Regions from separate parts of the Homo sapiens genome. Here all the other regions are linked to region 2. The links are chromatin contacts, found by Hi-C or POLR2A ChIA-PET in ENCODE. All regions are on one chromosome and are shown on one strand. Each heading gives the region's core, a stretch centred on a gene start or an enhancer-like site at or near the end of the contact. The rest is flanking DNA. Distances are from core to core; before and after follow the strand shown. Region 1 overlaps GNG7 (G protein subunit gamma 7). Region 2 holds the start of LMNB2 (lamin B2). Region 3 overlaps GNG7 (G protein subunit gamma 7).

Evidence for each region. A loop is a pair of places that touch in the nucleus more often than their neighbours do. ChIA-PET counts read pairs that join two places held with the same protein, here RNA polymerase II (POLR2A). Pooled maps may share reads with other maps.
Region 1: a pooled map shows a loop between it and region 2 (4-fold over the local background). The contact joins the enhancer-like site here to the promoter of LMNB2 in region 2. A Hi-C loop is called at or near these places in 6 of 50 pooled maps. POLR2A ChIA-PET finds 5 or more read pairs at or near these places in 24 of 52 experiments (BJ, CD4-positive, alpha-beta T cell, CD4-positive, alpha-beta memory T cell and 17 more).
Region 3: a pooled map shows a loop between it and region 2 (2.4-fold over the local background). The contact joins the enhancer-like site here to the promoter of LMNB2 in region 2. A Hi-C loop is called at or near these places in 2 of 50 pooled maps. POLR2A ChIA-PET finds 5 or more read pairs at or near these places in 3 of 52 experiments (Caco-2, GM12878 and activated naive CD8-positive, alpha-beta T cell).

What each region holds. Positions count from the first base shown.
Region 1 is chr19:2,635,781-2,638,480 of GRCh38, reverse strand. The region is part of intron 2 of GNG7 (G protein subunit gamma 7); the gene reads left to right. Among named protein-coding and RNA genes, the nearest start is that of MIR7850, 6.4 kb to the right of the region's middle. Within about 2 kb of position 1,345, at least 7 of the 41 ENCODE cell types and tissues checked have a DNase peak (open chromatin) inside an H3K27ac peak, as active enhancers do.
Region 2 is chr19:2,455,562-2,458,261 of GRCh38, reverse strand. LMNB2 (lamin B2) reads left to right here and starts at 1,303. Exons shown (of 12, transcript NM_032737.4): 1 at 1,303-1,592. The coding sequence starts at 1,329. RefSeq lists silencers at 1,205-1,384, 1,505-1,754, 1,815-1,904, 2,135-2,314 and an enhancer at 2,575-2,700.
Region 3 is chr19:2,662,758-2,665,457 of GRCh38, reverse strand. The region is part of intron 1 of GNG7 (G protein subunit gamma 7); the gene reads left to right. Among named protein-coding and RNA genes, the nearest start is that of MIR7850, 33 kb to the right of the region's middle. Within about 2 kb of position 1,382, at least 8 of the 41 ENCODE cell types and tissues checked have a DNase peak (open chromatin) inside an H3K27ac peak, as active enhancers do.

The DNA of each region.
Region 1 (2,700 bases), core at 96-2,595, 180 kb before region 2:
TCCCCTTCCCCTCCCCTTTCCCTCCCCCTCCCCTCCCCCTCCCCTTCCCCTCCTTCCCCTTCCCCTCCCCCTTTCCCTTCCCATCCCCTTCTCTTCCCCTTTTCTTTTCTTTTCTCTTTCTGACAGAGTCTCGCTCTGTCACCCAGGCTGGAGTGCAGTGGCATGATCTCAGCTCACTGCAACCTCTGCCTCCCAGGCTCAAGTAATTCTCTGCCTCGGCCTCCCGAGTAGCTGGGATTACAGGTGCATGCCACCACGCCCGGCTAACTTTTGTATATTTAGTAGAGACAGGGTTTCACCATGTTAGCCAGGCTGGTCTTGAACTCCTGACCTCGTGATCCACCTGCCTCGGCCTCCCAAAGTGCTGGGGTGACAGGCGTGAGCCACCGCACCCGGCCCATTCATTATTTCAAAACTGACTTCAGTCCCTGCTCACACTGGACACCAGAATAAACTCCCGATGGGGCAGATGGTGTAAATCAGGGGGACCCCCAGCTCCTGGGATTCATCTCCTCTCTCCCTCCCAACTCAGGGTGTGGATTTCAATGTGTGCAGCCTCCTGGGACCTCAGCATGGCAGAGGATCATGGGACGCGGAGTCTCTTGGGGGTCCGTGGAATCCCCTAACCCGGGGGGTCTCAACCAGGGGTGATTCTGCCTCCAGGGGACATCTGTAATTGTCATGATGGAGGGATGCTCCTGGCATGGAGTGGATGGAGGCCAGGGACGCTGCTCAGCACCCTATGGTGCCCAGGACGGCCCCACCCCAGAGAATCATCAGGCTCTGATGTCCACACACGCAAGGGGAGGCCCCAGTAGAGGGGACGGAATTAGTGGTGAGCAGGTGTGGTGCCGGCTGACCTTGAAGGGGTTCTCTGTTACAAAGGGTGGCGTGGGATGCGGGCTTTTCCTGATCTTTTAATAATGTTGCTAGTCATTCATTGAGCACCTCCTGTTTGCTGGGCGCTGGGCTGGGCGAGTGCGGCTTTGGCTCCTGCGGGCACAGGGTGGGAAGCTTGGAAACTCACCTCCCTACAAGGACGGACGGGGAGGAGAGCGAGGCTGTGAGGGGTGCAGGCGCCTGCGGGGGTCTCTGACCTCTGGGTGGCAGCCTCTCCAGGAGAGCAGGTGCGCCGCCAAGTGAGGGCCGTGGCTGCCTGTCCTGATGACAAAACCAGCACCGTGATCCCCTGCTCCTATCCTTCTGCAGGCCCCAGGGCAAAACAACAACGACAACAGCAAAGACGGGCCGGGCTCGGGGGCGGGGGGAGCCTGTTCCTGGGGCCTCTGAAGCTCGATTTGCAGAGGGCTGCTGTTACCGCTGGCGGCCACGAGGGGGCAGAGGAGGCCCACGGAGTTTCCTGGCCCCGGGCCTGGAGCCGGCAGGGGGCTGGAGATGCGGGGGGTGCAGGTAGGGACGGGGGTGCAGTGGGTGTGCAGGTGGGTGCAGGTGAGGACAAGTGGAGTTGGAGGTGCAGGTGGGGACAGAGGTGCAGGTGGGGACGGAAGTGCAGGTGGGCGCAGGTGGGCACAAGTGGGGACGGAGGTGCAGATGGGCGCAGGTGTGCGTAGTTGGGTTCAGGTGGGTGCAGGTGGGGATGGAGGTGCAGGCAGTGCATACTGACTGTATCCCAGATGTCTTCAGTCACCCCCGAGCCCCTCTTTAAGCTCTGTCACTACCCCCACTGCAGTTTGCTTGATACCTTCCTGGTTCAACACTGACAGCCCTAAGTCCCAGGCAAACCCAGATGGTTGGCCCCTGCCCTAGGGGCCCCTGTGGGCACACTCAGAGCCTCTCTGCCCAAAACCAGAGGCGGTCCCTGGGTGTTGTGCGTGGCAGGAGGCGGGAGGCACTGGCTCTGCTCCCCAGGAGTGGCCTTAAGGCAGTCAGGGAATGCACCTCACACTCGGGCACAGAGGTGTCTCCAGAGCAGAGCTCGGACCAGAGAATGGAAGGCATAAAGCATCCCTGGAGGGCTGGGTGGCCCTGGGAGAGTGCAGGTCATCCTGCCATGGGAATCAGACCCTGGCTTGTCCCCACCATCAGGCCCTGGGGTGCCTGTCATCCCCCCTCCCAGATGTCATGCTCCTCAGGGTGAGAACTGGCTGTGGACCTGGGGCTGCCACTCCCCAGCTCAGAGAGGGGTCATTGTCCTGGCGGGCAGAGGGCCTGGATCCTCGCCTGTGAGTTAGAGACTCGTGCGCCCCTGAGTGAAGGCAGTAGAGAGCTGGTTCAGTTTGGCCAGAGGAGAATTCCATCCACCCCCTGAGTGGGAGGGAGAGAGGAGGTGAATCCCAGGAGCTGGAGTTACCCTGATTTATGCTGTCTGCCCCTTTGGGAGTTTATTCTGGTGTCCGGTGTGAGCAGAGAGCAGACTCTGTTTTTTTCCAAATAACACAGGGTCTCTCTCCCCCTGGCTCCTGTAGACATTGGGGCCACATTTTTCTCTGGGGTGGGGCTGTCCTGGGCACTGCAGGCTGCTGAGCAGCGTCCCGGGCCTCCACCCACTCCATGCCAGGTGCACCCGCCAGTTGTGACAACCACAAATGTCCCCAAATATCACTCAGTGTCCCTTAGGGGACAGAATCACCCCAAGTTGGCCAGGCACGGTGGCTCACACCTGTAATCCCAGCACTTTGGGAGGCTGAGGTGGGCGGATCACTTGAGGTCAGGAGTTCGAGACCATCCTGGCCAACATGG
Region 2 (2,700 bases), core at 54-2,553:
GCTCAAACAATCCTGCCACCTTAGCCTCCCAAATACCTAGGACTATAGGCGCCCAGCTAATTTTTTTTTTTTTTTTTTTTTGAGGTGGAGTCTTACTCTGTTGCCTAGGCTGGAGTGCAGTGGTTCAATCTTGGCTCCCTGCAACCTCCGCCTCCCGGGTTAAAGCAATTCTCCTGCCTCAGCTTCCCGAGTAGCTGAGACTACAGGCATGTGCCACCATGCCTGGCTAATTTTTGTATTTTTAGTAGAGACGGGATTTCACCATATTGGTCAGGCTGGTCTCGAACTCCTGACCTCATGATCTGCCCGGCTTGGCCTCCTAAAGTGCTGGGAATACAGGTGTGAGCCACTGCACCTGGCTAATTTTTTTATTTTTATTTTTAGAAATGGGGTCTTGCTATGTTGCCCAGGCCAGTCTCAAACTCCTGGGCTCAGGCTATCCTCCCACCTCCGCCTCCCAAAGTGCTGGCATTACAGGCGTGAGCAAACCACTGTACCTGGCCTGGCTTTTATTTTAATTCTTATTTCTCCTTTCTTCAGCCTTTTCTGCCTGTAATGCAGAATGCCCATCCTCTCTGCTCAGCTCATTGGAGTGCCTATTTAATAGATTGAATGCTATCCAATTCATGAATTGCTAATAAGAGCCAATGAGATCATTAAACTCAATTTGTTGAAATTCATACTCCTTGACAGCCTCTTCTGGACATTTTATATCAGTGGCATTGTACACTATATGGCTTTTTTTTTTTTTTTTTTTTTTTTTTGAGACAAAGTTTCTCATTGTTGCCCAGGCTGGAGTGCAGTGCCGCGATCTTGGCTTACTGCAACCTCCACGTCCCAAGTTCAAGAGATTCTCCTGCCTCAGCCTCCCAAGTAGCTGGGATTACCGGCGCGCGCCTCCGTAGTAGAGATGGTGTGGGGGGGTCTCCCTATGTGGTCCAGGCTGATCTCGAAATTCTTTTCTCAAGTGATCCACCGGCCTTGGCCTCCCAAAGTGCTGGGATTACAGGCGTGAGCCACCACGCCCGGCCCTATATGGCCTTTTGTGTCTGGTTCTTTGAACACGTTTTGAGGTTCTCTAAGTGGGGAAACAGGTACTAGAAAGCAACCCAACGCTGTTTCCTCGTGGCGGAGCTGGGAGTTTGCAGCCAGGAAGTCTGTCTCTGGAGTCAGCGCCTCTGCGAAGCGAGAGCTGGACGGAGACTTCAACTTCCGGCGTGCCCCGCGCGCGCCCGGCGGTCGGACTACCAGTCCCAGGCTGCCCCGCCGCGGCGGGCGGCGGGCGCGGCGCGGCGCGGCGCCATCTTGCAGCCGGCGGCGCGGATTGAATGAGCCCGCCGAGCCCGGGCCGCCGTCGGGAGCAGCGCAGGCCGCGAGCCGCCGCCACCATGGCCACGCCGCTGCCCGGCCGCGCGGGCGGGCCCGCCACGCCGCTGTCGCCCACGCGCCTGTCGCGGCTGCAGGAGAAGGAGGAGCTGCGCGAGCTCAACGACCGCCTGGCGCACTACATCGACCGCGTCCGCGCGCTGGAGCTGGAGAACGACCGGCTCCTGCTCAAGATCTCAGAGAAGGAGGAGGTGACCACGCGCGAGGTGGGCGCCGGGGCTTAGGGGCCGGGCGGGGGTGCAGCCGGCAGGCCCCGCCCACCGCGGGGCGCGCGATCGCGGGGACCCTGGGCGGGGGTGCAGACGGGGACGGGCCCCGGCTTCGGGGGTTTCCGCGGGGTTTCGGGGGGCCCCTGAGTGAGGGGTGCAGCTCGGCCAGGTCCCTCCCACCGCGGGGTGGGCAATCGCTGGGACCCTGGGTGCAGACAGGGACGGGCCCGGGTCTCGAGGGTCTCCAGGGGGTTTCGAGGGGCCCCTGAGTGAGCGGTGCAGTTCGGCCAGGCCCCGCCCACCGCGGGGTGCGTGATCGCGGGGACCCTGGGCGGGGGTGCAGACGGGGACAGGCTCCGGCTCGGGGGTCTCCAGGAGGTTTGGGGGCTTCTGAGTGAGGGGTGCTGCTCGGCTAGGCCCAGCCCACTGCGGGGCTCCCAGTCGCGGGGAACCCTGAGCTGGGATGCAGACGGGGACAGTCCGGCCTCGGGGATCTCCGCCGCGTTTCGGAGAGTCCCTGAGTGAAAGGTGCTACTCGGCCAGGCCCCGCCCACCACGGGGCGCGCGATCGCGGGGGACTCTGAACGACTCCCGGCTTGGGGTCTCCAGGGGGTTTGCGGGGGGCTCCTGGATGAAGGGTGCAGGTCCTGGCCACCGCGGGGTGCGCGATCGCGGGGACCCTGGGCAGGGGTGCAGACCGGGAAGGGTCCCGGCTTGGGGGTCTCCAGGGGGTTTCAAGGGGTCCCTGAGTGAGGGGTGCAGCTCGGCCAGGCCCAGCCCACCGCGGAGTACGCGATCACGGGGGACCCTGAGCAGGGGTGGGGTCAGCCTGGCCTCGGGGATCTCCAGGGGGAGACCCTGAGTGAGGGGTGCCACCTGGGCAGGCCCTGCCCACCGCAGTTTCCGAGATCTTGGGGGACCCCTTGGGAGGGGTGCAGACCGGAGTGGCCCATTCTCTTGGGGACCTCCAGGGGGTTTCTAGGGCACTGAGTGAAAAGTGCAGACCAGGAATGCCCCACCTATGGAGGGGGTCCCAGGAGATCTTCCGTGTCCTGAGTGAGGGCTGCAGAGGGGCCTCCAGCTAGCTCTGGGGACCCTTCCGTGA
Region 3 (2,700 bases), core at 133-2,632, 210 kb before region 2:
TCCTTGTTGCCCGTCTCACCAGACATTCCAGTTCCAAGAGGTGGGGTGTGGCGAGGACTGTCCAGCACGGCAGGGTGATCCTGCCCCCCCCCCCCCAGGGGACACTGGGCCATGTCTGGGGACATTTGTGGCTGTCACCATTGAGAAGTGCTCCGGGCATGCAGTGGCTGGAGGTCACGGATGCCGCTCAGCGTGCTGCAGTGCTCAGGACGGCTCCATCCCAGAGAATGGTACAGCCCCAGTGTCCACCGTGCCTGGGAGGAGAGACTCAGCATTCATTATTTGGAGAAGAAATGGAGTCTGCTTCCTGCTCACCAGGACACACTCCTGATGGGGCAGACGGTGTAAACCAGGGGACCCCAGCTCGTGGGATTCACCTCCTCTCTCCCTCCCCCCAACTAAAGGTGTGGATTTCAATGTGTGCAGCCTCCTGGGACCTCAGCAGGACAGAAGATCAGGGGACAGAGTATCTTGGGGGTCCGTGGAATTTCCTAATTCAGGGGGTGTCAACTGAGGGTGATTCTGCCCCAGGGGACACTGGGTGTTGTCTGAGGACATTTGTCGTTGTCACAACTTGAGGATGGTCGTGGCGTGGAGTGGGTGGAGGCCAGGGACACTGCTCAGCACCCTGCAGTGTCCGGGACAGCTGCACCCTAGAGAATGACCCAGCTCTGAATGTCCACGGTTTCCAGGGGAGAGACCTTGCATTAACTGGCAAAAAAATGAGTTTGCTCCCTGCTCACAGTAGACACCAGAATAGATTCCCGATGGGGCAGACGGTGTCAGCCGGGGCCATCCTCCCAGAGTGACCTAGAGGACTGGGTGAGGAGGGTCTCTAGAGCACTGAGGGTGCAGGACACAGAGCCAACCGTCTGATTGTTCCTTCCCCCTCCTTGACCTCGGCTCACAGAGACCTTGAACCCTCAGGGTCAAGCAGGCCTGCCCCTTTGTTCTGTGTGCCCCAGGGTGCAGTGGAGCCTGTTCCAGGTCACGCCCGGCCTGGCCGTCATCAGTCTCGTGGCTCTGAAGCAGCCACGTCACTCCCCCAGTCCCGGCACCTCCCCTGCGCCTGCACCTGGGTGAGAGCCCGTCCAGGCCTCTCTGCCCCCTTCCTTTGCAATCAGCACTTTGCTGGTGACATATTTAGATGGTTGCTGTGGTGATGAGTGAAGGCTGAGGTTGACAACTTCAGCGATGGCACAAAGGACAGGGCTGTGTTTCTATATCCAGCCTCCAACGAGACAAGACGCCCCTGCCACGTGCTGGCAGAATGTCAGCGTGGGAAGGGAAGGGGGCTCTGACAGCCCGTCCTGCCCACTCAGTTCCCAGAGGAGGAAGTGCAGCCGGGCCTGGGGGGCGGTGGAGGATAGGCCTGTCATCAAATGTCAGGTCCCTGGCTGTCCTGCCCTTGAGGGACATGCCTTAGAGCATTGGGTCTCAACTGGGGGCAAGCCTGCCCCCTGGGGGACACTGGTAATGTCTGGGGACATTTGTGGGTACCGTGACTTGGGGGTGCTCCTGGCCTGGAGTAGGTGGAGACCAGGGATGCTACTCAGCACTGTGCAGTGCCCAGAACGGCCCCACCCCAGAGAATAATCAAGCCCCAGTTTAATAGTGTCAAGATCAAGCCACGTTGCTTTAGTAGGAAATAGATAAAAGCCAGTGGATTTGTTCAGTTTTAAAAACTGGTGCTGGCATGCATATCTTGATAATTTGCAAAATGCCAAAATGAATCATTTTCTTGGCCTGGTCATTCTTCTGATTTGCCCTCAGTGAATGTACCTTATCCATCTGGGCTTTTGCATCTCTCCCAATTATCAGGTTGATAGATATTGGAAAAACAAGAAAATGAAAAATCCAATTGCTGGCTTTTAGGAAAAGGTAATGTTTGACTACACACCTGTCTTTATTTTGTGCTGCTATAATGGAATGCCATAGACTGGATAATTTATAAATAATAGAGATTTGTTTCTTAACGGTTCTAGGGACTGGGAAGTCCAATGTCGAGGTGCTGGCATCTGGTGAGGGCCTTCTTGCTGCGTCAGAGGTGGAAGGGCAAAAGAGCACATATATGAAAGATTGGGGAACTGGGGAAGAAAGAGGAGGGGGGGGAGAGAGAGAGAAAGGGTGAGAGGGAGAGAGAAAGAGAGATGGCATTAATGAGGGTAGGGCCTTCATAACCTAATCACCTCTTAAAGTTCTCACCTCTCAACATGGTGGCATTGGGAATTAAAGTTTCTACAATATGCTTTTTGGGAGACACATTCAAACTATAGCAACATCTGCTTGGAGGAGTCATGTGGATCAGCCCTTCCTTCCCTTTGCAGATGTACCAGTTATCTATCACTGTGTAACAAATTACCCCAACACTTAGCTTAAACAGCAAGCATTTACTATCCTGCAGTTTCTGTGGGTCAGTGGGATATTATATTACTTGCATTATATTTATTATATTATTTGGTCTTTGTCCTGATTTTTTTCTGGTGCAGAACTCCTAAAATCCTTGGAATCTGCAAAGTCATGTCTTTTTGTATGATGATAAGTCGACTGATGGCTGACAGCTTCTAGTTATTTTCAGGAATGGTCTGGCCACCAGAAAGATCAAGGCAGGATGAGAGGGCTGGAACCTTTAGCTGTACCCTCCAGCCTCTGGGGAGGGGAGAAGGGCTGAAGGTTGAGGTGATGACCAGTGGCCAGTGA